Regions from separate parts of the Homo sapiens genome. Here region 1 is linked to region 2. Evidence: chromatin loops called from intact Hi-C (ENCODE). Cell type or tissue: gastrocnemius medialis. All regions are shown on one strand. Links, peaks and the distances in the headings refer to the core of each region. The heading gives the core; the rest is flanking DNA.

The links. Peaks named below come from ENCODE experiments on the same cell type or tissue, not always from the same donor. Only the 100,000 strongest peaks of a DNase experiment are listed, where the experiment ranks them.
Region 1: a loop joins it to region 2, with 4 times the contacts of the local background. A loop is called at or near these places in 16 of 110 quality-filtered maps.

The regions. Positions count from the first base shown.
Region 1 is chr15:42,642,493-42,659,692 of GRCh38, forward strand. STARD9 (StAR related lipid transfer domain containing 9) reads left to right here. Exons shown (of 33, transcript NM_020759.3): 8 at 8,524-8,593; 9 at 10,028-10,100. Among named protein-coding and RNA genes, the nearest start is that of STARD9, 75 kb to the left of the region's middle. In gastrocnemius medialis, for the core only: a CTCF peak has its summit at 8,163 (motif pointing left); a DNase peak (open chromatin) is centred at 8,069; H3K27ac peaks cover 219 bases.
Region 2 is chr15:42,481,963-42,497,326 of GRCh38, forward strand. SNAP23 (synaptosome associated protein 23) reads left to right here and starts at 13,672. Exons shown (of 8, transcript NM_003825.4): 1 at 13,672-13,751. ZNF106 (zinc finger protein 106) reads right to left here and starts at 9,179. Exons shown (of 22, transcript NM_001366845.3): 1 at 9,018-9,179. RefSeq lists enhancers at 8,652-8,841, 8,892-8,941, 9,242-9,351, 13,345-13,888, 13,889-14,432. In gastrocnemius medialis, for the core only: a CTCF peak has its summit at 13,161; DNase peaks (open chromatin) are centred at 13,199 and 13,679; H3K4me3 peaks cover 1,950 bases; H3K27ac peaks cover 2,500 bases.

The sequences.
Region 1 (17,200 bases), core at 6,651-9,150, 160 kb after region 2:
TACAGGTGCAAACCAAGAAGCAGGTAGTTGGAACTTGAGAAAAATTCTGTATTTCCTGTGTACTCAATCTATAAGTCACAGGAGTTTCCCCCCAACCCCAACCATTTAGTTCTTGTGCCTTTTTTTTCTTGCCTTTCTGCATAAACTAGGACCTCTAGTACAATAGTAAATAAAAGTGGTGACAGTCTTGTTCTCAGAGGAAAGCTTCACCATTTTACCATTAAGTAATATATTTGCAATAGTGATTGTTTTTAATAGATATTCTATATGCTTCTCAAACTGTAGTGAAGGACCAGTTTTTTTTGTGGTGGTGTTTTTGTTTTTGGATCAGAGTCTCACACTGTCATCCAGGCCGGAGTGCAGTGGCACGATCGTGACTCACTGCAGCCTCAAACTCCTGGACTCAGGCAGTCCTCCTACCTCAGCCTCCCAAGTAGCTGATACTACAGACATGTGCCATCATGCCCAGCTAATTGTTTTTTATTTTTTCTTTTAGAGATGGAGTCTAGCTATGTTGCCCAGGTTAGAAGAACCAGTTTTTTTTTTTTTTAATTCCAATCTTTGGTATACTAATACATTTATAAAATAAAATAAGGATGAATTACTAGAAAAAATTAAAGGAATATCTTAATTACAAGCCCCAAATCTTCTTTACTAGATTCAACAGATATAAAATTACTTTATCAAAGTTACCCTTTTATTGTTTTTGGTTTTGTTTTTTTGAGACGGAGTCTTGCTTTGTCACCCAGGCTGGAGCGCAGTGGTAGGATCTCAGCTCACTGCAACCTCTGCCTTCCAAGTTTGAGTAATTCTGCTGCCTCAGCCTCCTGAGTAGCTGGGATTACAGGCACACACCACCATGCCTGGCTAATTTTGGATTTTTAGTAGAGACGGGGTTTCACCATATTGGTCAGGCTGGTCTCGAACTCCTGACCTCAGGTGATCCACCTGCCTTGGCCTCCCAAAGTGTTGGGATTACAGGCGTGAGCCACTGTGCCCGGCCCCTCGTTCTTTTTAAAAAAAAACAGAGTCTCGCTCTGTCGCCCAGGCTGGAGTGGCACGATCTTGGGTCACTGCAACCTCTGCCTCCCGGGTTCAAGCGATTCTCCTGCCTCGGCTGAGGCAGCTAGTCCTGACTAGCTGGGACTACAGATGTGCACCACCACGCCCAGCTAATTTTTGTATTTTAGTAGAGGTGGGGTTTCACCATGTTGGCCAAGATGTCAAACTCCTGACCTTGTGATCTGCCTGCCTTGGCCACCTCTTTTGTAGTATATTTATTTATAGCTATAAATTTCCTTGTAAGCATGACTTTAGCTGTATTGCACCAGTTTTAATGTGTAGTATTTTCATCATCAATCAGTTTAAAGTATATATAATTTCCAATATGATTTCTTTTGACTCATGGATTTAGAAGTGTGTTTCTTTATTTTTTAACACTCAGGGATTTTCTAGTTGTATTTTTGTTATAGGTATCTAGTTTAATAGTATTGAGTTCAGAGAACATGCTCCACATAATTTCACCTAAAACAACATGTATACAGACATGCTTTGGATATATTTGGTTTGATTCCAGACCACCACAATAAAGTATCACAATAAAGCAAAAATCAAAATAAAAACACAAATGTTTTGGTTTCCCAGTGCATATAAAAGTTATATTTATGCTATATTTTATTAAGTACGAAGTAGCATTATGTATTAAAAATGTACATACTTGGCCGGGCATGGCGGCTCACGCCTGTAATCCCAGCACTTTGGGAGGCTGAGGCAGGCAGATCACAAGGTCAGGAGATAGAGACCATCCTGGCTAACATGGTGAAACCCCGTCTCTACTGAAAATACAAAAAATTAGCCGGGTGTGGTGGCGGGCACCTGTAGTCCCAGCTATTCGGGAGGCTGAGGCAGGAGAATGGCATGAACCCGGGAGGCAGAGATTGCAGTGAGCCAGGATCACGCCACTGCACTCCAGCCTGGGTGACAGAGTGAGACTCCGTCTAAAAAAAAAAAAAATGTACATACATTAATTTAAAAATACTTTATTGCTAAAAAATGCTAGTGGTTACCTGAGCCTTCAGTGAGTCATAATCTCTTTGCTGGTGCAGGATTTTTTCTTAGTGATGATGGCGGCTGACTGATCAGGATAGTGATTGCTGAAGGTTGGGATGGCTGTGGCAATTTCTTAAAACAACTTATGGAGTTTGTTACATCAATTGACTCTTCCTTTCATGAAAAATTTTTCTGTAGTGTGAAATGCTGTTTGATAGCATTTTACTCACAATAGAACTTATTTCAGAGCTGGAGTCAGTCCTCTTAAATCCTGACACTCTTTTATCAACTAAGTTTATATAATATTCTGTTTCATTTTTTTGTCATTTCACACAGCATCTTCACCAGGAGTAGGTTCCATCTCAAGAAACCACTTTCTCTGCTCATCCATAAGAAGCAACTCATCATCCATTCAAATTTGATCCTGAGATTGTGGCAATTCAGTCACATCTTCAGGCTCCACTTCTCATTCTACTTCTCTTGATAGTTCCACCACTCTGGAATTACTTCCTCTACCAAAGTCTTGAACCCCTTAAAGTCATTCATGAGGGTTGGAACCAACTTATTCCAAACCCCTCAATGTTGATATTTTGAGCTCCTCTCATGAGTCATGAATGTCCTTAATGCCATCTAAAACGGTGAATTCTTTCTGGAAAGTTTTCAATAGACTTTGCCCAGATCCATCAGAGGAATCACTGTGACAACTATAGCTTTATGAAATGTATTTCTTAAATTATCAGACTTCAAAGTTGAAATGATTCCTTGGTCCATTGGCCATAGAACAGATGTTATGTTAGCAAGCATGAAAAGAACATTAGCTTCTTGTACGTCTCCATCAGAGCCCTTGGGTGACCAGGCACACTGTCAATGAGCAGTAATATTTTGAAAATAATCTTTTTTTCTGAGCAGTAGTTCTCAACAGTGGGCTTACTGTAAGCAGATACGCTGTCATCCAGGCTTTATGGTTCCATTTATAGGGCACAGGCAGAGTAGATTTAGCATGATTCTTAAGGGCCCTAGGATTTTTTTTTTTTTTTTGAGAGAGGGAGGGTCTTGCTCTGTCACCCAGTCTGGAGTGCAGTGGCGTGATCACAGCTCACTGCAGCCTCAACTTCCCAGGCTCATGTGATTCATTTTCCCACCCATGCGCTACCATACCTGGCTAATTTTTTGTGTATTTTGTGGAGACAGGGTTTCACCATGTTGCCCAGGCTGGTCTTGAACTTGTGGGCTCAAGAGATCCACCTGCCTTGGCCTCCCAAAGTTCTGGGATTACAGCTGTGAGTCACCGCGCCCAGCCTGGCCTTAGGATTTTCAGAGTGATAATGGCTTCAATTTAAAGTCATGGTGGCTCATGCCTGTAATCCCAGCACTTTGGGAGGTTGAGGTGGGTGGATCACCTGAGGTCAGGAGTTCGAGACCAGCCTGGCCAACGTGGTGAAACCCCCATATCTACTAAAAATACAAAAATTAGCCAGACGTGGTGGCTGGTGCCTGTAATTCCAGCTACTCGGGAGGCTAAGGCAGGAGAATCACTTGAACCCAGAAGGCAGAGGTTGCAGTGAGCCGAGATTGTGCCACTGCACTCTGGCCTGGTGAACAAGAGTGAAACTCCGTCTCAACAACAACAACAACAATAATAATAATGATAATAATAATAATAAAATAAAGTCACCAGTTGCATTAGCCCCTAACAGGAGAATCGGCCTGTCCTTTGAAGCTTTGAAACCAGACATTGGCTGCTGCTTTCTAGCTATAAAAATCCTAGATGACACCTTTTTCCAATGGAAGCCTGATTTGTCTACATTGAAATTCTGTTGTTTAGTGTAGCTACCTTCATTATCTTAGCTTTAGCTATATCTTTTGGATAACTTATTACAGCTTCTCCGTCAGCACTTGCTTGCTTCACCTTGCACTTAAATGTTACTGAGAAGCTTCTTTCCTTAAACCTCATGAACCACCCTCTGCCAGCTCCAACTTTTCTTCTGCAGCTTCTTCACTTCTCTCAGCCTTCATAGCATTGAAGGGAATCAGGGCTTTGCTCTGGATTAGTCTCTGGCTTAGGAGAATGTTGTGATGGTTTGATCTTCTAACCATACTGTAAAAACTTTCTTCATATCAGCAAGAAGGCTGTTTTGTTTTCTTATCGTTCATGTGTTCACGGAGTAGCACTTTTAATTTCCTTCAAGAACTTTTCCTTTGCATTCACAGCCTGGCCAACTGTTGGGCGCAAGAGGCCTAGCTTTCAGCCTTTCTTGGCTTTCGACATGCCTTCCTTGCTAAACTTCAGCGTTTCTAGCTTTTGATTTAAAATGAGAGACTCTTTCACTTGGACACTTAAAGGCCATTGTAGGGTTATTGGCCTCATTTCAATATTGTTGTGTCTCAGGGAATAGGGAGGCCTGAGTAGAGGGAGAAAGGTAGGGGAAAGGTTGGCTGGTGGAGCAGTCAGAACATATACATTTATCAATTAAGTTCGCTTTTCTATACGATTCTTGGTGTACCAACACAATTATAATAGTAACATCAAAGATTACTGGTCACAGATCATCATAACAGATATAATAATAATGAAAAAGCTTCAAATATGTATAGCACAGTTTGATTTGTAGCCTAGCACATTGGCCAGTTTTTGTAAATTTTCCATGTATGCTTGAAGAGAATATGTATTATACAATTGTTGGGCATAGTGTTTATATATTACTATTTATCAGGTTTGATACTTGTTCAAATCTTCTGTACCCCTATTGATTTTATTTTTCCACTTGTTTTAACAGATACTAAGAAATGCAAGTTAAACTTTCCTACTATGAGTATGGATGCCTTTTTCTCCTTTTAATTCTGCCAATTTTTGTTTTATATATTTTGAGGCTTTATTATTACATGCATACAAAATTAGAATTGTTAAAACTTCCTGGTTCATTGAACACTTTTTTCATTGTGAAGGATTTTTCTTTATCTCTAATAATGCTTTTACTTTAAAGTCTACTTTGTCAGGCATTAACGAAACTAGCTTTCTTTGTGTTATTGTTTGTATTTTTATCTTCTTTTCTACTTTTACTTTCAGTTTTCTATGTATGTTTCAGATGTGTTTTTTATTTTAAAAAATTTTCCTTTTGCTTTGTTTTACCTTTGTTTCATCACAGTTTTGGTCTTTTAATTTGGTATTGTGGTCTGCTTGTATTTAATGTAATCACTGATTTTATTTGGGTTTAAATCTGTTATTTTGTGTTTTCTCTTTACTTTTCCTGTTTTATGTTCCTTTTTCGTTACTTTGTCTTTTGGTTTGATAACTTTAAAAAATTATTCCATATTCCTTCTCCACTAGCTTATTATTTACACATTGTCTTACTATTTTGGTGGTTACTCCAGAGATTACAACATAGACCATTGATTTATCAAAGTCTAATATTTACTGGTTGTTCTGCTTCTTCCCAGACAATAAACCTTTTGGACCTTATAAGACTTGAACTCAGTTTGTCCCTTCTTGACTTAAATGCCATTTTTAGGGCTCTTAATTTTTAAAGAATATCCTACCTTTTATCTCTGAGTGCCTTCTACTTCAAGAATAATCTTGTTTTCCCTCTAGTGTGGATCTGCTATTGACAAGTTCTCTTTTGGCTTTTTGTTTGTTTGTTTGAGATGGAGTCTTGCTCTGTCACCCAGGTTAGAGTGCAGTGGCGCGATCTCGGCTCACTGCAACCTCCGCCTCCTGGGTTTGAGCAATTCTCCTGCCTCAGCTTCCCGAGTAGCTGGGATTACAGGCACATGCTACCGTGCCCAGCTAATTTTTGTACTCTTAGTAGAGATGGGGTTTCACCATGTTGGCCAGGCTGATCTTGAACTCCTGACCGAAAGTAATCCACTGGCCTCGGCCTCCCAAAGTGCTGGGATTACAGGCATGAGCCCCCATACCCAGCCTGCTTTTCTTGTTCTTGAAGGTAAAGTTCACTGAGTACAGAATTTTAAATTGATGGTTATTTTCTTTTAGTCATTAAAAATTATACCATTCTCTTCTGCTTTCCACTGTTTTTGCTGAGAAGTCATCTCCTAGTCTAATTTTTTCAATATTTTTACTTTTGTCTTTGAACAGTTTATTATGGTCTACTTATGGGTAGATTTAGGTTTTTAAAAAATCATGCTGGGATTCTTGAATTGTGCTTTTGTATCTTCTTATCAGTTTTGGAAAGTTCTTAGCCATTACCTTTCCCTTTTTTCCCCCCTTCCCTCCACTACCATTACCTCTTATAATAATCCTTCTATCCCATTCTTTCCTCTTCTTTTGGGACTCTAATTACAGGTATGTTAAGGCCTATTGCCTGTATACTCTGTGAGTCTTACCATTTCTTCTATATTTAATTAATTAATTTATTTATTAGACATGAAGTCTTGCTAATGTTGCCCAGACTGGTTTTGGACTCCTGGGCTCAAGGGATCCTCCTGCCTCAGCCTCCCAAGTAGCTGAGATTACAGGTGTGCACACCTAGCCTCCATTTTTTTTTCTTTGAGATGGAGCCTCGCTGTGTTGCCCAGGCTGGAGTGCAATGGCGCAATCTCAGCTCACTGCAACCTCCACCTCCTGGGTTCAAGCGATTCTCTTGCCTTAGCCTCCCGAGTAGCTGGGATTACAGTCGCGCACCACCACAGCCGGCTGATTTTTGTATTTTCATGAGAGACGGGGTTTTACCACGTTGGTCAGGCTGGTCTTGAACTCCTGACCTCATGATCCACCCGCCTCAGCCTCCCAAAGTGTTGGGATTACAGGCGTGAGCCACTGCACCCGGCTCCCTCCATATTTTTAATCTTTTGTCTCTCTGTGCTAAATTTTGAGTATGTTTCTGATCTATCTTCCTGCTCACTCATTCTTTCTTCAGCTATGTCTAACCTGCTATTAAACTTTATATTGAGTTTTTATTTTCACTTACAGTATTATTTCTCAGATATCCATTTTATTATTTCATTATAGTTTCCAAGTTTACAATCTTGTCTTTAAACTCCTTGAAAATATTAAGCAGAGTTACTTTTTTTTTTTTTTGAAACGAAGTTTTGCTCTTATCGCCCAGGCTGGGGTGCAATGGTGAGATCTTAGCTCACTGCAACCTCTGCCTCCTAGGTCCAAGTGATTCTCCTGCCCCAGCCTCCTGAGTAGCTTGGACTATAGGCTCCCGCTACCATGTCCAGCTAATTTTTTGTATTTTTAGTCGAGGTGGGGTTTCACCATCTTGGCCAGGCTGGTCTTGGAACTCCTGACCTCATGATCTACCTGCCTTGGGCTCCCAAAGTAGTACTGGGATTACAGGCATGAGGCACCGAGCCTGGCCTTTTTTTTTTTTTTTTTTTTTGAGATGGAGTTTCGCTCTTGTTGCCGAGGCTGGAGTGCAATGGCGCGATCTCGACTCTCCACAACCTCCGCCTCCCAGGTTCAAGGGATTCTCCTGTCTCAGCCTCCCGAGTAGCTGGGATTACAGGCATGCACCAACACACCCAGCTAATTTTGCATTTTTAGCAGAGACAGGGTTTCTCCATGTTCGCCAGGCTAGTCTCAAACTCCTGACCTCAGGCCCGCCCGCCTCGGCCTCCCAAAGTGCTGGGATTACAGGCATGAACCACAGTGCCCAGCCTTCAGGGTTACTTTTAAGTCGGCCTGGTAGCTTCAGTATCTGGGTCTTTCTTGGATTGCTTTCTATTGACTATTATTTTTGTTGGTTTCATTTATGTTACTTTGTTATTTTGGGTGTAATTGTATTTAGCAATAAGCCCATGAAGTTACTTTGTTTTTGAATCTCTCATACAGAGATTCTCTGGAACAGTTGGGAAGGCCTTTGGGACTTGGTCAGTAACCAGCCATGAAGATTTACTTTCATGCCCGTAGGCTCCTCTTCACCTATCTAAAGCCTCCCCATTCTATAGTGGCTAAATTTAAGTCTCACTTCTTCTGTGGAACCTGTCCTGACCACGCCTCTGATCTCCTCATCATGTATCATCTTTCCAACTCCTGTGGCACTTGGCCATATTGTCTTGTGTAGTGTAACTTACCATGATTGTAAACTGTGGGAGGACAGAGATGAGTGTACTGTGTATTTTGTATGCCAAACCGAGTCTGCCACCTTGTGGGGAAAACAACACTGGCCTACCTCAGGGACTTTGTGAGGGCCAAATGAGAACAGTTCTTATAACCTATATAGCAGAACTGTAAGGAATTATAGTTGTTGTTAGCATATGGTCTATATGACTTATAGACCATAATCTCTGTGAGGACAGAGACCTATATTCCTAGAGTCTATCATATACCTGACAAGAGGTTTCCAATAAATATTTCTTGATTTAATTTATTATCTGAATGAATTTGGCCAGATTCCCTCATTTTTGTCTATTAAACAATATGAAATAGGAATGATAAAGACTTACAAGAAAAGGTTAAAGTTTACCAAAAATCTCATTTAATTTCTTTTTTCCGTTTCACAAATCCGATAGGTTTATCTCAACATGTAGTTACCAATTATAAGCAAGTAATCCAACTCTTGGAGGAGGGAATTGCAAACAGGTAACAGGTTTGTTTGTTTCTGTCATTCTTTTATCCTCACACTCCTATCCTGTGTTCCCATTTCCCTTTGGGGAGTGTATAATGACACTTAAAATTGTCTCTGTGTGTAGAGATGTTCACAACCAGGAGGCTCTTCCCAGAACAATAGTGTTCACAGGGTAAGGGGTGGTGACTAAGATTTAGTCTCTTCTCACTAGTAATGAAGCTGGAATCTGTTCTGGACATAATAATATTAGGCAGTAAGCCCAAGGAAGTTACTCTATATTTTGTTTAGAGCTTCTAAATTTGGAAGAAAGGGTTCTTACCTGCATTGTCCTCTCCTCAGGTTTGATAGATATAAGGATGAATATAGTGTAAAAGGTTCATAAAAACATTTTTTTCTAGTTTTGCATACTTATAAGGTAGCCCCTCAAAAGACTGTTTTGAATCTGCTATGAATAACTAGGTGCTGTAGATTCCCCTAAAAGCTATTGTAAATTGTAATAACATTTCATGTTGTAAGTTACTATGAAATACCTAGAATATTACTAGTAAATGTCCCTAAAAAAGGCTTTTTTTTTCTGGGGTAAAAAGGTCTTTAGAGCCTTCTATTTATCCTGTTAATAGCAGGACCAAGTTAATTGAACATAAAGGAAGAAATTTAAATTTAACATTCTCCTGAGCTTCATGGAACTCTCCTGGAGACACTTACTTCTGGTCTTCAGGGTACCCTGAGCTCCATGATTTTTCAGTGTCAGGCTTGAATCATGAGACTAGCCTCTAGATTTTGGCCCTTTTCTTCAATTCTCCAGATCCTCTGAGAACAGAGCTCAGTGAGATGCTCTTAGATAAAGGAAAACCTCTCCTGACTTTAAGGGTTAACACTGTAATGGATTTCTAAGGGAGACTGTGAATTCCGCCTGGCTTAAGCATGATATTGATGTGATTTAAGATCTCATTTCCAAGATCTTTCTGACACTGTAGAATTAATATTCTGTGTTTAATCAAAACTTACCTTCTCTGTCTTTGAGGTATCTTCTCTAGCAAGCTTTCTACATCCACTTGTCTTATTAAAATGACTCCAAGAATAAAATAAAATAAAGTGAAAGAATAAAATAAAATGGGTCTATCTTGGGCATGTTCTTCCAGGATGATGACGCTCTAGTCTTCATTTCCCTTTTCACTTGAATTTTTGCTTCTATTGCTTAAAAAAAAAAAGTTTCAGTGTAGTTTAGTATGAAGCTACACTCCGTTTTATGCTCAGATATCAGCACCTAGAGTGCTGCTTCTGCCCTCTTTGGACTATTCTCTTCACGATACTGGACTAAATATGTGTGTTTTATGATTCTTGTCGGTGAACCTCAGCACTAACATTTCTTGTATTCTGTATGGATCCTTAAGAATCCACCATGTGTAAACAATCCTCGTCCTAACAGTTTTTCCTTGTATACACAGAATCACAGCAGCCACCCATGTTCATGAGGCCAGCAGCAGATCCCACGCCATTTTCACGATCCACTACACGCAGGTTGGTAACTCCTTATGTTTGGTGAGATTTCTTCCTCTCCTTGTACCTTTAAACCACTTTCTTGTCTTCCTTCCTATTTCTTTTTTTGTTTGTTGGTTTTTGAGACAGGGTCTCAGTCTGTTGCCCAGACTGGAGTGCAGTGGCGCGATCTCGGCTCACCTGAACCTCTGCCTCCCAGGCTCAAACAATTCTCCTGCCTCAGCCTCCCAAATAGCTGGGATTACAGGAGACGCCACCATGCCCGGCTAATTATTTTTTAATTTTTAGTAAAGACGGGGTTTCACCATGTTGGCCAGACTGGTCTCAAACTCCTGACCTCAGATGATCCACCTGGCTCGGCCTGCCTAAGTGCTGGCATTACAGATGGGAGCCATCGTTCCCGGCCCTGTTTCTTTTCCTTTCCTCCTACTCTCATATTTATAGGTCCTCTGATAGAACCTAATATTGTAAACCGGATTTACACACAATCCGTTAAGCTATACACCTAGAATGGGTAGAAGCATTTTATAAAGACTAATCAAAATATCTTCTGCTTATATTTATTTTTAACATTTTAAAACGCTTTCACATCGGTGTGATCAGTATGGACATTTAAAACAAAAGGTTGAAAAGAAAATAAGCATTAAAATGAAATATTAGAAGATTCACTTCCATTGTGATGGATTGAGGAGGTCAAGTCATATCCCCAAAAAGCAACTATAAAGCTGGACAAAATCCTTTCTGTGGTCTGAAAATAGATTAAAGGAATGTAACAAAGTGAGAAGTACCACACCCAAAATAAAATGATGACTAAAAACTTCCTAAATTTGTTGAAAATCATTTATAGATCTAAGAAGCTCAAAGGACTCCAAGTAAAATAAACACAAAGAGATCCACACCTAGACACATCATAGTTAAACTGTTGAAAGACAAAGAGAAAATCTTAAAAACAGCTAGAGAAAAGTGACTTATACAGTAGAACAATTACGTGATGAATGGCTGACTTCTCATCAGAAGCATTGAACCCTTAGAAGTCAGGGGGCTGAGATAATATAAAAAACTGGCAATAAGAACATTCCCAGATTGGAAAAATAAAAAGTAGAATTTATTGCCAGCAGACTTACCTGACAAGAAAACTAAATGAAATCTTCTAGGCTGAAAGAAAGTGATATTAGAAAGTATCTTAAATCTATAGGAGACAGTGAAATATCTGGGAATGATAAATGTGTGAGTAAATATAAAAAAAACCTACATTCTTTCTCGTTTCTTCTCCTAATGTCAATAAAAGAATAAGATTACATAAAACCACAATTGTAACAATGCATTTTTGTACATTGTCATATATGAAAATAACAGCACAAGGGAAATGAAAGGAGATATATTTAAGTAGAGTTACTATATTTTACAGGAATTAAGTTAGTATTATTTTAAAGTAGATCATAAATAAAGATATGTATTGTAATCTGTAGAGCAAGTACTAAGAAAATAGCTCAAAAATACAATTTTAAAAATCAACATTTCTTCTGCCTCCTCTGGGCAGAAAAAACAACAGAAATTAAAATGGTACATATTAATAAAAATACCTAACAGTTAAAGGCAGTGGAGGAAGAACAGAGGAACAAAGGAGATATGAGACACAGAAAAAAGAAAAATCAGACATGGATGGTTCTGAGCACATCAATAATTATTAAATACATTAAGTGTGAATTGCCTAAGGTACAAATTTTCAGATTGCATAAAAGCAAGACCCAACTACATGCTGTCTATAAGAAACACACCTTAGAATCACAGACACAGGTTGAAAGTAAAAGGATGGAAAAAGATATACCATAATAATAGTAACCATAAGTCCTAGCTAGAGTAATGAGACAAGAGAAAGAAATAAAGGGCATCCAGATCAGTAAAGAGGAAGTCAAACTGTTGCTGTTCGCTGACAACATGATTGTATACCTAGAAAACCCTAAAGACTTATCCAAAGAGCTCCTGGAACTGGTAAATGAATTCAGCGAAGTTTCAAGATACAAAATTAATGTACATGAATCAGTAGCTGTGCTATACACCAGCAGCAGACAAGCTGAGAATCAAATCAAGAACTCAACATTTTTTACAATAGCTGAAAAAAAAAAATACTTAGGCATACACTTAACCAAGGAGGTGAAAGACCTGTACAAGAAGAACTACAAAACACCGCTGAAAGAAATCATATATGACACAAACAAATGGAAACATATCTCATGCTCATGGATGGGTAGAATCAGTATTGTGAAAATGGCCATACTGCCTAAAGCAGTCTACAAATTCAATGCAATCCCCATCAAAATACCACCATCATTCTTCACAGAACTAGAAAAGACAGTCCTAAAATTCATATGGAACCAAAAAAGAGCCCACATAGCCAAAGCAAGACTAAGCAAAAAGAACAAATCTGGGCCAGGCGCAGTGGCTCATGCCTGTAATCCCAGCACTTTGGGAGGCCGAGGCAGGCGGATCACTTGAGGTCAGGAGTTTGAGACCAGCCTGGCCAACATGGTGAAACCCCTCTCTACTAAAAATAGAAAAAATTAGCTGGGCGTGATGGCAGGCACCTGTAATCCCAGCTATTCGGGAGGCTGAGGCAGGAGAATTGCTTGAACCTGGGAGGCAGAGGTTGCAGTGAGCTGAGATCACACCGCTGCACTCCAGCCTGGGCAACAGAGTGAGACTTCGTCTCAAAAACAACAACAAAACCAAATCTGGATGCATTACATTACCCAACTTCAAACTATACTATAAGGCCAATAGTTACCAAAACAGCATGGTACTGGGACAAAAACAGGCATATAGACCAATGGAACAGAATAGAAAATGCAGAAATAAAGCCAAATACTTGCAGTCAACCGATCTTTGACAAAGCAAACAAAAACGTAAAGTGGGGAAAGGACACCCTATTCAACAAATGGTGCTGGGATAATTGGCAAGCCACATGTAAGAGAATGACACTGGATCCTCATCTCCCACATTATACAAAAATCAACTCAAGATAGATGAAAGACTTACATATAAGACCTGAAACCATAAAAATTCTAGAAGATAACATTGGAAAAATCCTTCTAGACATTGGCTTAGGCAAAGACTTCATGAGCAAGAATCCAAAAGCAAATGCAACAAAAACAAAGAGAAATAGATGGGACTTAAATAAAACAAAAATCTTCTGCACAGCAAAAGAAATAATCAGCAAACAGCCCACAGAGTGGGAGAAAATATTTGCAATCTATGCATCCTACGAAGGACTAATATCCAGACTCTACAAGGAACTCAAACAAATCAGCAAGAAAAAAACAGTCCCATCAAAAAGTGGGCTAAGGACATGAATAAACAGTTCTCAAAAGAAGATATACAAATGGCAACAAACATAGGAAAAAAATGCTCAACATCACTGATTATCAGGGAAATGCAAATCAAAATCACAATGCAATACCACCTTACTCCTGCAAGAATGGCCATAATAAAAAAATCCAAAAAGAGGCTGGGTCAGTGGCTCACGCCTGTAATCCCAGCACTTTGGGAGTCTGAGGCAGGTGGATCACCTGAGGTCAGGTGTTCAAGACCAGCCTGGCCCACATGGCGAAATGCTGTATCTACTAAAAATAAAAAAATTTGCTGTTGCGCTCCTGTAGTCCCAGCTACTCACGAGGCTGAAGCTGGAGAATTGCTTGAACCTGGGAGGCAGAGGTTGCAGTGAGCCGAGATCATGCCACTGCACTCCAGCCATCTCCTAAAAAAAAAAAAAAAAAAAAAAAAAAAAAAAAAAAAAAAAGATGTTGCCGTGGATATGGTGAAAAGGGAACGCTTTTACACTGTTGATGGGAATATAAACTAGTATCACCATTATGGAAAACAGTGTGGAGATTCCTTAAAGAACTACAGGTAGATTTACCCAGAGGAAAAGAAGTCGTTATATGAAAAAGATACTTGCACATGCATGTTTTAGCAGCACAATTCACATTTGCAAAAATACAGAACCAGCCCAAATGTCCGTCAATGAGTGGTTAAAGAAAATGTGGTGTATGTATACTGTGGAATACATTCAGCCGTGAAAAGGCACCAAATAATAGCATTTGCAGCAACCTGGATGGAATTGGAGACCATTATTCTAAGTTAAGTGTCTCAGGAATGGAAAACCAAACGTATCTTCTCACTCATAAATGGGAGCTAAACTATGAGGACACAAAGGCATAAGAATGATACAAAGGCATAAGGACACATAGGCATAAGGACGCAACAGCATAAGAATGAACTTTGGGGACTTGTGGGAAAGGGGGGTGAGGGATAAAAGACTACACATTGGGTACAGGGTACACTGTTTGGGTGATGGGTGCACCAATATTTCAGAAATCACCACTAAAGAACTTATTCATGTAACCAGACACCATCTGTTCCTCCAAAACCTATTGAAATTTTTAAAAAAGTAAGCATAAGAGAGCTGGAGTGGTATTTTAATGTCAGGCAAAAAATAGGTTTTAAGGCTGGGCGTGGTGGCTCAAGCCTGTAATCCCAGCACTTTGGGAAGCCGAGGTGGATGGATCGCCTGACGTTAGGAGTTTGAGACCAGCCTGGCCAACATGGTGAAACCCCGTCTCTACTAAAAATACAAAAAAAATTAGCCAGGCATGGTGGTGAGCGCTTGTAGTCCCAGCTACTCAGAAGGCTGAGGCAGGAGAATCACTTGAATCCAGGAGGCAGAGGTTGCAGTGAGCTGAGATCGTACCATCACACTCCAGCCTGGGCAACAAGAGTGAGATTCCGTCTCAAAAAAAAAAAAAAAGGTTTTAAGACAAATACTAGAGACAGGAATATTTCATAATGATAAAGGGTCAGTCAGTACATTGAAGAAATACAACATTTATAAATGTATGCACCCTGAACAACCAAACCTCAAAATACATGAAAACACTGATGGAATTGAAAGATTAAAATAGACAGTTCAACAATGGTTGGATATTTCAGTACCTAATTTCCAGTAGTAGGTAGATAACCAAACAGAAATCAGTGAGGAAATAGAAGATTTGAGCAACATTATCAAACTATGTGACCTGACATTTTCAGAACACTTCATCCAACATCACAGAATACACATATTTTCAAGTGCACACGGAGCATTCTCTGAGATAAACCCTATGCTTCCTGAAGCTAAAGTAACCAAGATAGTGTGGTGTTAGTGTTAAGATAAATAGATTACTGGAATAGAATAGAGTCCAAAATAGACTCACACATATATAGGCAACTGATTTTTAATAAAGTTGCAAAGGCAATTCAGTGGAGAAAATATGTTTTCAGCAAATGGTGGGAGAACAATTGGATGTCTATATGAAAAAAAGAACTTTGATCTATATTTTGCACTTTATCGAAAAGTTAACTCATATTGAATCATAGCTCTAAATGGGAAACCTGAAACTATTAAACTTTAGAACATAACTTAGGAGAACCTTTGTGATTCTTGATTAGGCGAAGGTTTTATAGATATGGCACTAAAAACACAAATTGAACAGAAGTACAAATTGAAATCGAGTTAATCACAATTTCAAACTTTTGTACTTTTATAATTTTTTTTTGAGACAGGGTCACACTCTGTCACCCAGGCTAGAGTGCAGTGGCACAATCATGGCTCACTGCAGCCTCAACCTCCCGGGCTCAAGTGATCCTCCCACCTCAGCCTCCCAAGTAGCTGGGACTTACAGGTGTGTGTGTGTGTGTGTGTGTGTGTGTGTACACTTACAGTGTACAAAATAACTTTTGTATTTTTTTTGTAGAGACAAGGTCTCGTTATGTTGCCCAGGCTGGTCTTAAATCCCTAGGCTCAAGTGATCCTCCTGTCTCAGCCTCCCAAAATGCTGGGATTACAGGCATGACCCACCATGCCTGGCCTTTTGCACTTTTTTTTTTTTTTAATGAGACTGATTCTTGCTCTGTCACCCAGGCTGGAGCACAGTGGCACAATCTTGACTCATTGCAACCTCCACCTCCCGGGTTCAAGTGATTCTCCTGCCTCAGCCACCTAAGTAGCTGGGATTACAGGCACGCATTACCATGCCTGGCTAATTTTTGTATTTTTAGTAGAGACGGGGTTTCACCGTGTCGGCCAGGCTGGTCTTGAACTCCTGATCTCAAGCAATCCAGTTTGCCTCTGCCTCCCAAAGTGCTGGGATTACAGGCATAAGCCACCGTGCCTGGCCCCTTTTGCACTTTTAAAGACATTATTAGGAGAATAAAAAGAAAAGCAGGCCAGGTGTGGTGGTTCATGCCTGTAATCCCACCACTTTGGGAGGCCAAGGTGGGTGGATCACTTGAGATCGGGGGTCGAGACCAGCCTAGCCAAGATGGTGAAAACCCTGTCTCTACTAAAAATACAAAAATTAGCCAGGCTTGGTGGCTTGCACCTGTAATCCCAGCTGCTCAGGAGGCTGAGGCAGGAGAATTGCTTGAACCCAGCAGGCAGAGGTTGCAGTGAGCCAAGATCGTGCCACTGCACTTCAGCCTAGGTGACACAGCAAGACTCCCTCGAAAGAAAGAAAGAGAGAAAAGAAGAAGGAAAGAAGGAAAAGCAACAGATAGGTAGAACTTTTTTGCTAAACATACATCTGATGGAGGAATTATATCCAGAATATATAAAGAACTCTCTAAACACCGTAAGAAAACAACTCAAAACAATGGCAAAAATTTTGAACTGACATTTCACTAAACAAAATATGCTAGTGACAATTAGGGAGTTGAAAAAATTCTCAACATCCTTGTTCATTAGGGAAATACAAATTAGAACCAAATGAGATACCACTACCCACCTTTTAACATGGCTAAAATTATACTAAATATCAGCAAGTTGTGTAGGAGCAGGAGTTTTCATACACTGCTCTGCTGGTGGGAATGTAAATGGTATAGCAACTTTGGAAAAGAGTTTATCAGGGTTTTCTTTGTTTGTTTTTGTTTTGTTTGTTTGTGATGGAGTCTCACTCTGTTGCCCAGGCTGGAGGGGCAGTGGCGCGATCTTGGCTCACTGCAGCCTCTGCCTCCTGGCTTCATGCCATTTTCCTCCTCAGCCTCCTGAGTAGCTGGGACTACAGGTGCCCGCCACCACGCTTGGCTAA
Region 2 (15,364 bases), core at 12,132-14,631:
AATTAAATGTGCTAGGTTTTTAAAATATTGATCCCAGGTCACTGAGGATGTATTTCTTTTTCCCTCCCACTCTTCCTTCAACTTTAATTTCAAGGATGCTTTCCTCTGTCATCTCCATTCTTCCATTAAGCCCCATCCAGTTTAAATTTTTATTTCAGATATCATATTTTTCAGTTCTAGAATGTCTATTTAGTTATCTTAGTTTCACACTCATTCTTTATGAATACATTTTCCTTTATATCATTTTTATTTCCTTTACTAATGCATAGTTATAAAAGTTTAAAATCATTTCCTGCTAATCCCAACGTTTAAGCATTTTAAGGTCACTCTCTAGAGTGTCATTTAGCTTGAGAATAGGTTACATTTTCCTGTTTCTTTGTATATGAGTAGTTTTGGAATATATCCTGGATATTTTGAATGTTATATTACAGCAACTCTGGAGTCCTTTATATTCCTCCAAAGAGTATTGACTTTTGTTTTTTTACTTTTGTTTTCATAGTATCTAACTTGGTTAACTCAAACTACAAATCTGTCTCTTAGGCAGTAGATGAAATCTCCAGTTTTTTTTTTTTTTTTTTTTTTTTGAGATGGAGTCTCACTCTGTCACCCAGGCTGGAGTGCAGTGGCACGATCTCAGCTCACTGCAAGCTCCTCCTCCCGGGTTCAAGCAATTCTCCTGCCTCAGCCTCCTGAGTAGCTGGGATTACAGGCATGTGCCACCACACCTGGCTAATTTTTTTGTATTTTTAGTAGAGACGGGGTTTCACCATATTGGCCAGGCTGGTCCTGAACTCCTGACCTTGTGATCCACCCACCTCGACCTCCCAAAGTGCTAGGATTACAGGCGTGAGCCACCGCGCCCGGCAAAATCCTCAGTTATTTCATCCTCAGCTGGGCTTCTTTGGAGTCTGCTCCACATATGCATAATTCAGCAGTCTGCCAAGGTTTGGGCAGAGTTTATTCACAGAGTCTGATGCTTCTCCTCTCTCTCTGCTTTCCAGGATTCTCCTCTCACTTCCCAACAGCTGTAGTTGCTTGAGCTTTATCTTCTGGTTCTTCAGGCCACAAAGACTAAAGTTTACTATTGGAATTTTAAGCACCCTACATGACATAGATCAGGGCCTGCCCTAAAGTTAGAAGCCATGAAAATGGGAAATTACTCCAAGTAGTCCCATTCTTGTGTTAACTCCCCGCTAGAATCTGCCTGGTTTTTTTGTAACTCTCCAGTAGATTTTACTGGTTTTATGTATTTCCATCCAGATGTAATAATAGTTGTTATCTGTGGGGGCATTGGCCAGGAGGAGCTTACTCAGCCTATGACCAGAACAGGACTCTCATGTTTGCACTTTTGAGAGCCACCAGCCTCTTCGAATGGCTCCAAGCAATGCTCAAGCGGGACAGACTGATCAAAGAAGACATATCCTCCATCATGCGATGGAGTAGGAGGCCCTAGGTTTAGTGACAAAGTCTGCTGGGACCTGGGTGACTCCTGAATAGCAGCTGTTCATGAGGTGGCTCGGCATTCCAGCCTACCTCAATTTTACGGTGCCTCCATCTAAACATACACATACATGGTTTGCTCAACCATACACTGAAAAAACTATTCTCATGCATGCTTATGTTTTATGCCTTTGTCCCTCACTATTAAAAGCCCTTCAAAGGCATCTAATTATGTAAGATATAAATCAAAATATTTAAAAGGTCTTACAAGGCCCGCTTGACACAACCCTTGCTAATGTGTATTACATAGGTTTGAGCTACTTTCTTGTTGATCTCTGTGATCAGACAAAATGACATTTTCAGTTCTTCCCACCTACCACACTCCTCCCACCTTAGGGCTTTTTCATATGCTGGTCCCTCTCCCTGGAAAGCTCTTACTCCTTTTCATCTAGTTAATTACTCATCCTTCAAATCTCAGTCCAAATGTCAGTTGCCTAGGAAAGCACTCCCTCATCTCCCAGACTAGGTCATACCCCTCACTGTGCACTGCTCTTCTGAAACCCTATCTCTTCTTTATAACACTTATCCCAATTGTGGCTATTTCTGAGGCACACTGTAGAGCAGCAATTCTCAATCACATCAGACCCAACTTTTTTCCTAAAACATATCATTGTGGAAATTTTCATTCATACATAAAAATAGAAGGCTTATTATAACAATCCCCAGTGTTCTGATCAGCCAGCTTCCCCAATTGTCACCATACAATTTTTTCTTTAAAGATATTTTGTACCCCCTTTTGTTGTAAATATTTTGTAATAACCTTCTTATCCTTCCTGAAATAAAATGCAGAGCTACTGTAACTTACTTACACATGTAAAACTTCAAATATCAATTAATGTGCTAACTATAATAAAAATGAAAAATTAAAGGAAAGTGAGTTATAAAGTAACATGTATATCAACATATAAATGCTCAGACATGACTATATTAGAAGAATAAAACTATAAATATGACTACTACAAAATCAGACTAATATAGACAGGCATGTGATATTGTTGATAAAAAATACCATGAATAGGATAGGCATGGCGGCTCACGCCTGTAATCCCAGTACTTTGGGAGGCTGAGGCAGTTCAAGACCAGCCTGGCCAACATAGTGAAATACCATCTCTACTAAACACAAAAATTAGCCAGGCGTGGTGATGCGTGCCCGTAGTCCCACATACTCAGGAAGCTTACGCACGAGAATTGCTTGAACCTGGGAGGCAGAGGTTGCAGTGAGCCAAGATCATGCCACTGTACTCCAGCCTGGGTGACAGAGTGAGACTCTGTCTCAAAACAAACACAAACAGCATTGCTGTCTGCAATATAATTTCCCAAAATAGTGACCAACTCAATAATCTTTCTGAACTAAAGAAAGCACAGTCCCTTGATTTACACATTAACTATGCTTCAGGCAAAAAATACTCTGTGTTGACCAGGCGCGGTAGCTCACGCCTGTAATCCCAGCACCTGGGAAGCGGAGGCGGGCGGATCGGTAGAGTCCAGGAGTTCAAGACCAGTCTGGCCAACATGGCAAAACCCCGTTTCTACAAAAAAAAAATTAGCTGGGCTTGCATGCCTGTAATCCCAGCTACTCAGGTGGCTGAGACACAAGAATCACTTGAACCCAGGAGGCAGAGGTTGCAGTGAGCCAAGACCATGCCACTGCACTCCAGCCTGGGGGGTCAGAGTGAGACCTTACCTCAGAAAAACAACAACAACAAAAAAAATACTGTATGTTTATGTTAAACAAATTTGGTTTGAGGCTCAGATAATTATAAACAGATTTTTCACCTACATGAACATCTTCTGGGACATTAGAAAGTGATGCAAGGTTTATGTGTTCTCACCACAAAAACTTATAAGTAATACATATGTTAATTAGTTTCATCTAGCTATTCCACAAGGTACAGCAGGTCCTCAAAAAATGCTGTTTCATTCAATATCATGCTGTTACAACATTAATGAGAAAAAATAAATTACTTCCAGCTGAGGCCACTGTCCATGAAGACTTCGTATGTTCTCCTTATTCCTTCATGGGTTTCTTCCAGGTCTCCAGTTTCCTCCCACACCCCGAAGTAAGTGCCTGATAGGTGAACAGGGTGTCTAAACAGTCCCAGTCTCAGTGAGTGTGGGTGTGTGTGTGTGAGTACACCCTGGGATGGAATGGCGTCCTGTCCAGGGTTGGTTTCTACCTTGTAACCTTAGCTGCTTAGGATAGGCTCTGACCACCTGAACACTGAACTGGAATAAAGACGTTGGAAAATAAAAGAGTGGATAAATAAAAATTATTATAAAATAAAAATGTGTGACGTATGCACAACAATAAACAATGTGGTACGAAAGCACCCACCTGTCATATTTGTTGATTTTTAACCACATGGTAGTAGCCAGTGCTCCTTAAAATTTTCACTTTGGAAATATTTATTCCTTGATTTAGCCCACCACCAGTGGGACTGTGGTCACCCATTGATTTGCCAAAAATTAGGCAAATATCCTGTTTTTATTACTCTTTCTTTTTTTTTTTTTTTTGAGACGGAGTCTCGCTCTGTCGCCAGGCTGGAGTGTGGTGGCATGATCTGAGCTCACTGCAACCTCCACCTCCCGGGTTCAATCGATTCTCCTGCCTCAGCCTCCCGAGTAGCTGGGACTACAGGCGCATGTACCACCACACCCAGCTAACTTTTGTATTTTTTAGTAGAGATAGAGTTTCACTATGTTGACCAGGATGGCTAGATCCCTTGACCTCGTGATCCGCCCACCTCAGCCTCCCAAAGTGCTGGGACTACAGGCGTGAGCCACCGCGCCCAGCCCTTCTTTTTTTTTTCTTCCAGAGACAGGGGTTTGTTCTATCACCTGGGGTAGAGTGCAGGGGCATGATCATAGCTCACTGCAGCTTTGAACTCCTGGGCTCAAGTGATCCTTCCACCTCAGCCTCCCAAGTAGCTGGGATTACAGGTATACGCTACTATACTTGGTCAATTTTTAAAATTTTTTGTAGAGACAGGGTCTCGCTTTGAAGCCCAGGCTGATCTTGAACTCCCAGTTTCAAGTGTCCTCCACCTTGGCCTCCCAAAGTGCTAGGATTACAGGTATGAGCCACCATGCCCAAGCTACTCTTTTTTACATCTACGTATAGCTCACATTTATTTCAATGTTTAGTATTAGAAGTGTTTGGGGTCTTCATTTAGAAGTTTGGTGATGTTCTTGTGACCAGAAATATGCCATAGGAACTTAACTCTTTTTTATATCAATTAACCTGTGGCAAAATTAGTTTTGTTATTATGCTGTTTTGCTTAGAGTCACAGTTTCCAAGATCCTATTGATGTTAAGTGAGGACTTGTTATATATATATATGTCAAGGCACCATATTGTACACAATAAATACATATATTTTATTGCCAATTAAAAAATTAATTTTTTTGGCCAGGCACAGTGGCTCACGCCTGTAATCCCAGCACTTTGGGAGGCTGAGGTGGGGGGATCACCAGGTCAGGCATTTGAGACCAGCCTGGCCAACATAGTGAAACCCCATCTCTACTAAAAATACAAAAAATTAGCCAGGCATGGTGGCAGGTGCCTGTAATCCCAGCTACTCGGGAGGCTGAGGCAGAAGAATCGCTTGAACCTGGGAGGCAGAGGTTGCAGTGAGCAGAGATCGTGCCATCGCACTCCAGCCTGGGCAACAAGAGTGAAACTCCATCTTTAAAAAAATAAAATAAAATAAAATAAAAAAGCTTATAGGGAAAATATGGCCTGGATGCAGTGGCAGCACACTTATAATCCTAGCACTTTGGGAGGCTGAGGCAACAGAATCACTTGAGGCCAGGAGTTCAACACCATTCTGGGTGACACAGTGAGACCTCCTCTTCACACACACAAAAAATTTATTAATTAGCTGGGCATGGTGGCACGCACCTGTAGTCCCAGCTACTAAGAAGGCTGAGGTGGGAAGAGGATTGCTGGGGCCAAGGAGTTTGAGGGTGTAGTGAGCCATGATCATGCCACTGTACTTCAGCCTAGGTGACTGAGCAAGACCCTGTCTCAAAAAAAAAAAAAAAAAAAAAAAAGCTTTTAGGAAAAACTATTACTACCCCCTCCTGTTTCCTAGCCACCGCCACTTCCAGTCAGCCACTCTTGTGAGTTTCTTATTTGTTTTCCAGAGATATTTTTCAATTTTTTTGCATGAAAATACAAAACATAAAATTTACCATCTTAACCATTTAAGTGTAGTTTAGTGGTATTAAATACATTCATAATGTTGTACAACCAACACTACCATCCGTCTCCATAACTACTTGCATCTTGCATAACTGAAACTTTATATCCATTAAACAATAACTCATTTCCCCCTCCCTCAACCCCTAGCAACCACCATTCTACTTTCTGTCTCTATGATTTTGACTATCCTCCACAGAGGATATTCTATGCATATATGGTTGTCCCTCGATATCCATGGGGGATTGGTTCCAGGATCCCCCTCAATACCAAAATCTGAGAATGTTAAAGACCCTTATATGAAATGGCACAGTATATGCATGTAACCTACACATACCTTCCGTATACTTTAAATCATCTCTAGATTACATGTAAGACCTAATACAATGCCTACACATAACTTCATTTATGTGGATGCAATGTAGTATGTACTCAGCACGTAGCAAATTCAAGTTTTGCTTTTCAGAAATTTGTGAATTTTTTTTCCCCAAATATTATCCATCCAAAGTTGGTAGAATCCATGGATGCAGAACCCATGGACGGATATGGAGGAACAATTGTATATGCAATACATAATATTTTTATAAAACCACAGTGGTTGCAAAATGCACACCCTCTTTTGCACCTTTTCTTTCTCACTATATGGGAGGTCACTCAATATTAGCACATATAGAGCTGGCTCATTCTTTCTAGCAAATTCATACATTTATTTAACCAATCCTTCACTGATGAAGACCTGGGAGCTTCTTGATAGTTTCTTTCAGATTAAAACATGCACAAACATGCACACACACACACACACTCGACTGTAGAGTTTCCACTAGTGATTTCACATGCTAGAGGTCCAAGTAGAGCATTCATATGTAACTTGTCTGCCCAGGTGCTCTTATTCATTGGGTACAGAAATTAATCCTAAACTCTCCACTAAGATACTCCCAATTACAAAACACACAATACATAGACTTCTCACTGAGCCATTCCTGGTCCCAGAACCAAGTCGTCTAGCATCTTCCATTCCTCTCAACTCTTGTAGAGCAGCCTTCAGACTACACGTGCACTAATCTAGATGTACAATAATCACTATTCATAGTCTTTCCTTTTTAAATATCTTCCTTTTAATCAAAACAATTGAGGCCGGGCACTGTGGCTCACACCTGTAATCCCAGCAATTTGGGAGGCTGAGGTGGGTGGATCACCTAAGGTCAGGAGTTCAAGACCAGCCCAGCCAACATGGTGAAACCCCGTCTCTATTAAAAATACAAAACGTTAGCCAGGCATGGTGGTGGGCACCTGTAATCCCAGCTACTCGGGAGGCTGAGGCAGGAGAATCACCTGAACCCAAGAAGCGGAGGTTGCAGTGAGCTGGGATTGCGCCACTGCACTCCAGCCTGGGCGACAAAGCAAGGCTCTCTCTAAAAAAAAAAAAAAACAACACACACACACACACACACACACAATAGGTTCTGAACTAGCCTGATCAGATTCGTTCACACCCTCTACCTCCTGCCAGGCCATTTTTTATTATTTTTTAATTTTTTTTTTTTGAGATGGAGTTTCGTTTTTGGAGTACAATGGCACAATCCTGGCTCACTGCAACCTCCGCCTCCCAGGTTCAAGCGATTCTCCTGCCTCAGCCTCCCAAGTAGCTGGAATTACAGGCATGTGCCATCATGCCCAGCTAATTTTGTATTTCTAGTAGAGACGGTGTTTCTCCATGTCGGTCAGCCTGGTCTCAAACTCCTGACCTCAGGTGATCCGCCCGCCTCGGCCTCCCAGAGTGCTGGGATTACAGGCGTGAGCCATCGCGCCTGGCCCCTTCCAGGCCATTTTAAAGTTCTCCTCGAAAACCATCTAGTATTTCTAATTAAAGGGCTCCTACTATCTTCTAGACTCAAGAGTTAACTCTAGGCATGGCGCGGTATTGGCAAATGTGTAGTAGATACTAAATAAATTCTAGTTGCATCTGAAAATTGTCTTTCATTATTTCATTCACGACCAAACTTGAGAACGGGGCTTAAAGCAAATTTTAAGATTTCCCATGCTATTTACAACAGTACTAAGCTCTTAATAAGCACTCAAAAGTTATCTGTGGGCCGGGCGTGGTGGCTCAAGCCTGTAATCCCAGCACTTTCAGAGGCCAAGGTGGGTGGATCACCTAAGGTCAGGAGTTGGAGACTAGCCTGGCCAACATGGTGAGACCTCGTCTCTACTAAAAATACAAAAATTAGCCGGGCGTGGTGGTGGTGCACGCCTGCAATCCCAGCTACTCGGGAGGCTGAGGCAGGAGAATCTCTTGAAACTGGAAGGCGGAGGTTGCAGTGAGCCAAGATCCCGCCACTGCACTCCAGCCTGGGCGAAAGAGCGAAACTCCGTCCTAAAAAAAATAATAATAATAAAAATAAATAAAAATACAAAAAATTAGCCAGGTATGGTGGTGGGTGCCTGTAATCCCAGCTACTGGGTAGGCTGAGGCAGGAGAATTGCTTGAATCCAGGAGGCGGAGGTTGCAGTGAGCTAAGATCGCGCCACTGCACCCCAGCCTGGCAACAAGAGCGAAACTTTGTCTCAAAAAAAAAAAAAGAAGTTATTTGTGCTTTGAATAAACTGGATATAAACCATTATGGTGGATACAGCACTTATTTGCTAGGTAAGAGAACTTCGCTTACCTAGGATGACAGTCTCAAGTTGCTAAAAGCCACGGATATCTCAAACTTCTCAATAAGATGCCTTAATCTTACTCTCAAAGATGATTACACAACAAATTGAAAGGGGAAGAGGATGTAAAGCATTTCCTCTCCACAATTATACACCGAGATTCGGACTAAATATTAAACGGACACAGTAAGCTGTTGTTACTATTTGTTATTAGTTGTTATTATCAAGACGCATCCCACAAGGAGAGAAACGAAAGGAGGAAAAAGAACGGAGGTTGTCAGTCGCGAGAGGTTGAAATGTGTCCCTGGCCTGAGACCTACGGGCTTTAAGGACCAGGGTCTTTGGACTCCCTGCCCAACTGGGGACGAAGGAGGTCAGTGGCTTCCCCTAAAGGTCAAGGCTTTGGAGCCACGTTTCCTTCTGGGGCTGGGAGCAGAGCTGGAACGCCCCCGCGAAAATCCGTACCCCGAAGCCAGCAGCACCGCCTGCCCATAAACCCGCGCCGGCTCTGGGAGAGTGGACCACCAGGTTGCCCCTGAGCCGCAGCCTGCAGGAGTAGAAACCCGGTGGTGTCTTGCAGCCCCACAACCTCCCTAAGGGGCAGACGACCAGGACCCTTGGGCTCCGATACGCTCAACGCAGGCCGGCCCGTCGATACTCACATTCACAGCCAACCCCTCTTACTCCATCAGGCCGCCGAGAGCCAGGCGAGGGAGCTCCCTGACGCCTCAGACGCCCCCTTCAGTTTTGGGTCCGGGAGCCTGCTCCGGACCCGCTCCCCGCCGGGCCCCGCCACAGCCGCCGCCAACGCGCAGGCGCACACCGAAGCCGTCACGCTCGCTTTTTTTTCCTTTGCCGTCCGCAGTTCTCAATAATCTAGCTTTATTTGAACACAAGAGAGTGAACAACGGACACACAGGAAGAGGTTTTTCTCAAAAAGAATGGAGGAAGAACAAAGGCAGGCCCGCTTGCGGGAGAGTCAGTACGCAGCGTTGGACGCTATGAACAGCCTCCCTGGTCCCTTTTTCATTCTCCTTGTTTCTCCTTGTTCTTTCCCGGCCTCCCTGTAGCTCCTACTCTCTTCCTTGGTGTCCCGCCATTTCCTTTAGTCAGTGGCAACTGTTCGGGCTACATTTTGAAAACACTCCTTCCTTGTAAAACTTTCTGAAGTTGAATGGAAGGTGCAAGAGCTTTAGAACAGCCAGACCTGAGTTTCAGATCTTGGACTAGCTACGAATAATTTGTGACTTTGGGTAAATTACAATTCTTCTTGGAACCTCAGGTTCTTGAGTTAAAATTAGGATAATGTTATCTCACAGGGTGTTGCTAGGATTAAATAACATAGGTCAAGTGTTTATCTATGAATGCTGCCTATCACAGAGCAGACATTCCATAATACTGACTTTATTCTTACTCATGCCTAAGGTATTTATAATATTTTTTAAGTAGAGACGGGGTTTCACCATGTTGCCCAGGCTGGTCTCAAACTCCTCGGCTCAAGTGATCTGCCTGCCTTGGCCTTCCAAAGTTCTGGGATTGCAGGTGTCAGCCACCGCGCCCAGCCTACATTTATTATTTATTTATTTAGTTAGTTAGTTAGTTAGTTATTTTGAGATGGAGTCTTGCTCTGTCGTTCAGGCTGTAGTGCAGAACCGCTCTCTTGGTTCACTGCAACCTCCACCTTCCGGGTTCAAGCGATAATCCTGCCTCAGCCTCCCAAGTAGCTGGAATTACAGACGTGCACTACCACGCCCAACTAATTTTTGTATTTTTAGTAGAGATGGGGTTTCGCCATATTGGCCAGGCAGGTCTCAAACTCCTGACTTCAAATGATCCGCCCACCTCGGCTTCCCTAAGTGCTGGTATTACAGGTGTGAGCCACCGCGCCCGGCCGCCTATATTTATTATTAAACTTAGCCCATACCCATTCCCTCAGAAACCTAATTTTAGTGACTAAGACTATCAGATAAATGAAATGACATTCAGGTTGATAATTATGTGGAGTGTCCCTCCTATATTATTGAGATTATAACATCTCTGTTTAACAAGACCTTCAACGTCTCAAATAAAAGTAAGCAGCGGTGGGGCACAGTGGCTCACGCCTGTAATCCCAGCACTTTGGGAGGACGAGGTGGGCAGATCATGAGGTCCAGAGATCGAGACCATCCTGGCCAACATGGTGAAACCCCTTCTCTACTAAAAACACAAAAATTAGCTGGGCGTGGTGGTGCGTGCCTGTAGTCCCAGCTACTCGGAAGGCTGAGGAAGGAGAATCGCTTGAACCCGGGAGTCGGAGGTTGCAGTGAGCCGAGACCTCGCCCCTGCACTCCAGCCTAGCGACAGAGCGAGACTGCGTCTCAAAAAAAAAAAAAAAAAAAAAAAGAGAGAGAAAAAAGAAAGGAAGCGGCTATATTAACCTCTTCTATGTAAATCCAGATTTGTTCTAGAGGTTTAGGAAACTTCCAATTCCGTGTTTGTGACATCACAAGTCCTTGAAACACTCAAGGGTTGTGGTACGCTGCTCATTCTATTCTCCTTCAAAGGCATGCAATGGAGGAACTATTTTACCCTATAAACTCTGGGCCATCATTCAGGGAAAAGCCTGTAGAAGACCACAGTCAGATATTGGTGAGTGCCAAGGTAACGCTAGATTATGGTTTCTCAACTTTGGGATTACTGACATTTTGGAACATATACTTTTTTGTCAGGGGTATCCTGTGCATTATAAGATGTTTAGCAGCAGACTGGGAGCAGTGGCTCACACATGTAATCCTATAACTTTGGGAGGTCAAGGGAGGCAGATCGCTTGAGTCCAGGAGTTTGAGACCAGCCTGGGTGACATGGTGAAACCGTGTCTCTACAAAAAATGCAGAAATTAGCCGGCAGTGGTGGTGCACACCTGTAGTCCCAGCTACTCAGGAGGCTGAGGTGGGAGGATTTGAGCTGCAAAGGTAGAGGTTGCAGTGAGCTGACATCACACCATTGCACTCCAGCCTGAGCAACAGAGCAAGACCTTCTCTCTCTCTCTCTCTCTCTCTATATATATATACATATATGTGTGTGCGTGTGTGTGTATGTATGTTTAGCAGCACTGTTGGACACGATGCTAGTAGTACCCACCCCCGTTTCCCTGTCATCACAATAAAGCATCTCCAGACATTGCCAAATATCCCCCGGAGGACAAAATCGTCCCTGGTTGAGAACCACGGAATTATATCAATGACCATCACAACCCTAAATGAACTAATGAACTCAACCATACATTTTCTCCACCTCTGCCCTCAACAAGTGACTGCTGCTTGAGAAATTTACACAGGAGGGCAGAAAATGGTGAGTTCATTTTTGCCCATATTAAAAAGGCCCTCAATATTGCTTACCAGTCCTACAACATTCTTCTGTCAACTTGTTGTATTACTTTCTACAATATTCCAAATCTTCTCAGCTTTCCTTTAAACTCCCAATACCACCTCCTTTTCTATCAGAAGATGACCCCATCTTCAACTTCACAGAGAAAACAAGTCAGCAAATGAGAACTTTAACTTCCTGTTACTAAACATACAGAAACATACTTCCTCTCATAATTGGGGAAATATCTCCTCTCTCTCTCTTTCTCCCTCCCTGCCCTCTTCCAAAACCATTATTCTTACCAGTGTTTCGAACTGCCTCTAAACTGCCTCTATTCTTACCCTTTCAAGATCTTTGCCTACTGACTATCCCTTCTCTTCCTTTATTCAACCATTTTTTTCTCAGTTGAATCTTCCCTACCATGCTCAAGTTTCTCCTGTCTTAATTCTAACAAAAATCAAAAAAACAAAAACAAAAAATCTTGATCCTTCATCATTCTCCCTCCTTCCTCCCTGTCAAGGCCAAACTTTCCAAAAGCATTCTACAACTTGTCCCCATCTCTACATCTCCCCCACCTCCAAACTACTAAGTTGTTTTTTTCAACCCCAGCATTCCAACAAACAGCTTTCACTGAGATAATCAGTGACCTCTGTGTTATGAAATTAAAAAAAACATTTCTCAGGCTTCATCTTCCTTGATCCCTTAGGAATAGACTACTTACTCCTTGAAGCACTTTTTTTTTTTTTTTTTGAGATGGAGTCTGGCACTGTCGCCAGTGATAGACATTATGATAGTAATGTAGCTGGGATTACAGACACCCGCCACCACACCCAGCTATTTTTTCTTTCTTTTTTTTTTTTTTTTGTAGGGGGGACGGAATTTCACTCTCGTTGCCCAGCCTGGAGTGCAATGGCATGATCTTGGCCCACTGCAACCTCCGCCTCCCAGGTTCAAGCGATTCTCCTGCCTCAGCCTCCCGACTAGCTGGGATTACAGGCGCCTGCCACCATGCCCGGCTAATTTTTTGTATTTTTAGTAGAGATGGGGTTTCTCTATGTTGGCCAGGCTGGTCTGGAACTCCTGACCTCGTGATCTGCCCGCTTCAGCCTCCCAAAGTGCTGGGATTGATTACAGGCGTGAGCCACTGTGCCTGGTGAAGCACTTTCTTTTCTTGATTTCCAGCAGTTTATTTTATTCTTAGAGGTGCATGGAGGGGTTCCTGCAGCAAATAGTTTACAATAATCCTCCATCTGCTTAAAACTCTTCAATAGCTTTCAGTGCCCCTAGTACAAAGTGGTCTAAAATTCCAAGGCCTTCCAAGATCTAGCGATTGTTGGCCTTCTAAAGCTTTCTTTCCTCTACACTCGGGGATGTACGATTAGCACTAAGCCTCTAACAAGGATGAACTACTAGAAATTTCCAGAAGGCGTTATGCTGTTCTCGACATAAGCTGTTCCCCAGAGCCTGGAAAACTCTAGCTCTTTCTCTGCCGGATTTCCGGGGGAACTCCTACTTATCCTTCATGACTCAAGTCACTTCCTCCGGGAACCCTTCCAGACACCCCTAAGAATAAAACGCTTTGTTCATTATCAGCCAAAGGCGCCTCAAATTTTCTATGTGCTATGCACTGTATTCTATCCACTATAATTTGTTTACATATCTATATCTTAGTCTAGACATATTGAAAGGCGATGAAGAGCAGGGAAAGCACTGTATTCGCTTTCTTTTCTTCAGCGTTCATCCAGCACAGTGCCTGGCATACGGTTTGCCCTCAGTAAATGTTTATTGCATGAACACCTCCCAGCTTCGGGCAGGACTGAAATCTATCCGGTTAACTAGTGAATTCCCAGACTCTCCGTCTGCGTGGCAGGGACATTTAAACCCCCAGCACCGTGATTGGCTCCAGCTGCAGGGGTGTGTCTGTGTCCGCGGCGAACGGGAAGTGAGCAGGCGCGCGGGCTCGGCGCGCGCAGGCGCGACTAGGGTGCAGCGCCAGGTCCGGTGTTGGGGTGTCCGAGTTGCCGCCGGAGAGGAGTGGCCTCGCCCGCTTGGTGAGTCTCCAGGAGTGGGACGGAGGGAGCTGGCCGGGATGAAGTCTGAGACTATGTCCTGAGAAGAAAGAGTGTATCGTATTGGTTGAAAAGTTGGTGGGGTCGGGCTTAAGCGGAGGAGGGGGCTCTCTGGCCCTTACTCGGCAGATGGGCCCGGAGAGAGGACGGGAGGTGCCGGGAGAACATCGAGGGACCAGTGGAGGAAGGGTAGCTGGATGGTAATTCTCTGGACCCTTCCTCGAAATTAAACAGAGATCACTTTCCGCCCCTCACCCTTACTGTGTTGCTGTAGTTGACATTAATAGACTGCCTGTATGGTGACCACAGTGATCAGATAGCTCTGAGATAATGGCTTGAGGAAGGACTCTGAGGTTCCTGGTATTGGATAGCCCTTGCTCTCTAGAAAGGTTCAGCCTTACCTCGCGGCATTACTGCACAAATTAGAGGATCAGGAAAAGAATGAATTTCACAATTCGGGATTGGAGTGGTGGGGGGAAAAAGTACTGTAAAGTGTAGTTTCATCTCGTCCTTTTTTTCTTCTTTAATCAGTCACCACAATGTTAGGAAAGGCAGTTGATGGTAGGAGGAAACGTAAAGACATAAAAGTGGGAGAGGAAAAAAAAGTCAAGAAGGGAGTATCATTTTGCCTTTTGCTATTTGTCATCTCCTGGAATGGGGTCTGTATTAGTGCGTTCTCACACTGCTATAAAGAAGTACCCAAGGCCGGGCTTGGTGGCTAACGCCTGTAATCCCAGCACTTTGGGAGGTCGAGGAGAGAGGATCATATGAGATCAGGAGTTCGAGACCAGCCTGGCCAACATGATGAAATCCCATCTCTACTAAAAATACAAAAATTAGCCAGGCGTGGTGGTATATGCTTGTAATCCCAGCTACTCCGGAGGCTGAGGCAGGAGAATCACTTGAACCTGGGAAACAGAGGTTGCAGTGAACCGAGATCGTGCCACTGAGCTTCAGCCTGGGAGACAGAGTCAGGCTCCAACTCAAAAAAAAACAAAAAGCAAAAGAAATACTCGAGACTGGGTAATTTATAAAGGAAGGAAGTTTAATTGACTCTCAGTTCTGCATGGCTGGGGAGGCCTCAGGAAACTTATAATCATGGTGGAAAGCAAAGGAGAAGCCAAGCACCTTCTTCACAGGATGGCAGGAGAGAGACAGTGAAGGGGAAAAAGCCCCTTATAAAACCAGTATCATGAGAACAGCATGGGGGAAACCACCCCCATAATCCAATCACCTCTCACCAGATTCGAGATGAGATTATGAATAGCCAAACTGTATCATTCTGCCCCTGGCCCCTTTCTTTCTTTCTTTCTTTTTTTTTTTTTTTGAGATGGAGTCTCACACTCTGTCACCCAGGCTGGAGTGCAGTGGCGCGATCTTGGCTTACTACAACCTCCAACACTTCAAGCGATTCTCCTCCCTCACACTCCTGAGTAGCTGAGACTACAAATGTGTGCCACCAAACCTGGCTAATTTTTTTTTTTTTTTTTTTTTTGAGATGGGGTCTTGCTCTGTCGCTCAGGCTGGAGTGCAGTGGCGCGATCTTGGCTCACTGCGACCTCCGCCTCCCAGGGTCAAGCAATTCTTCTGCCTCA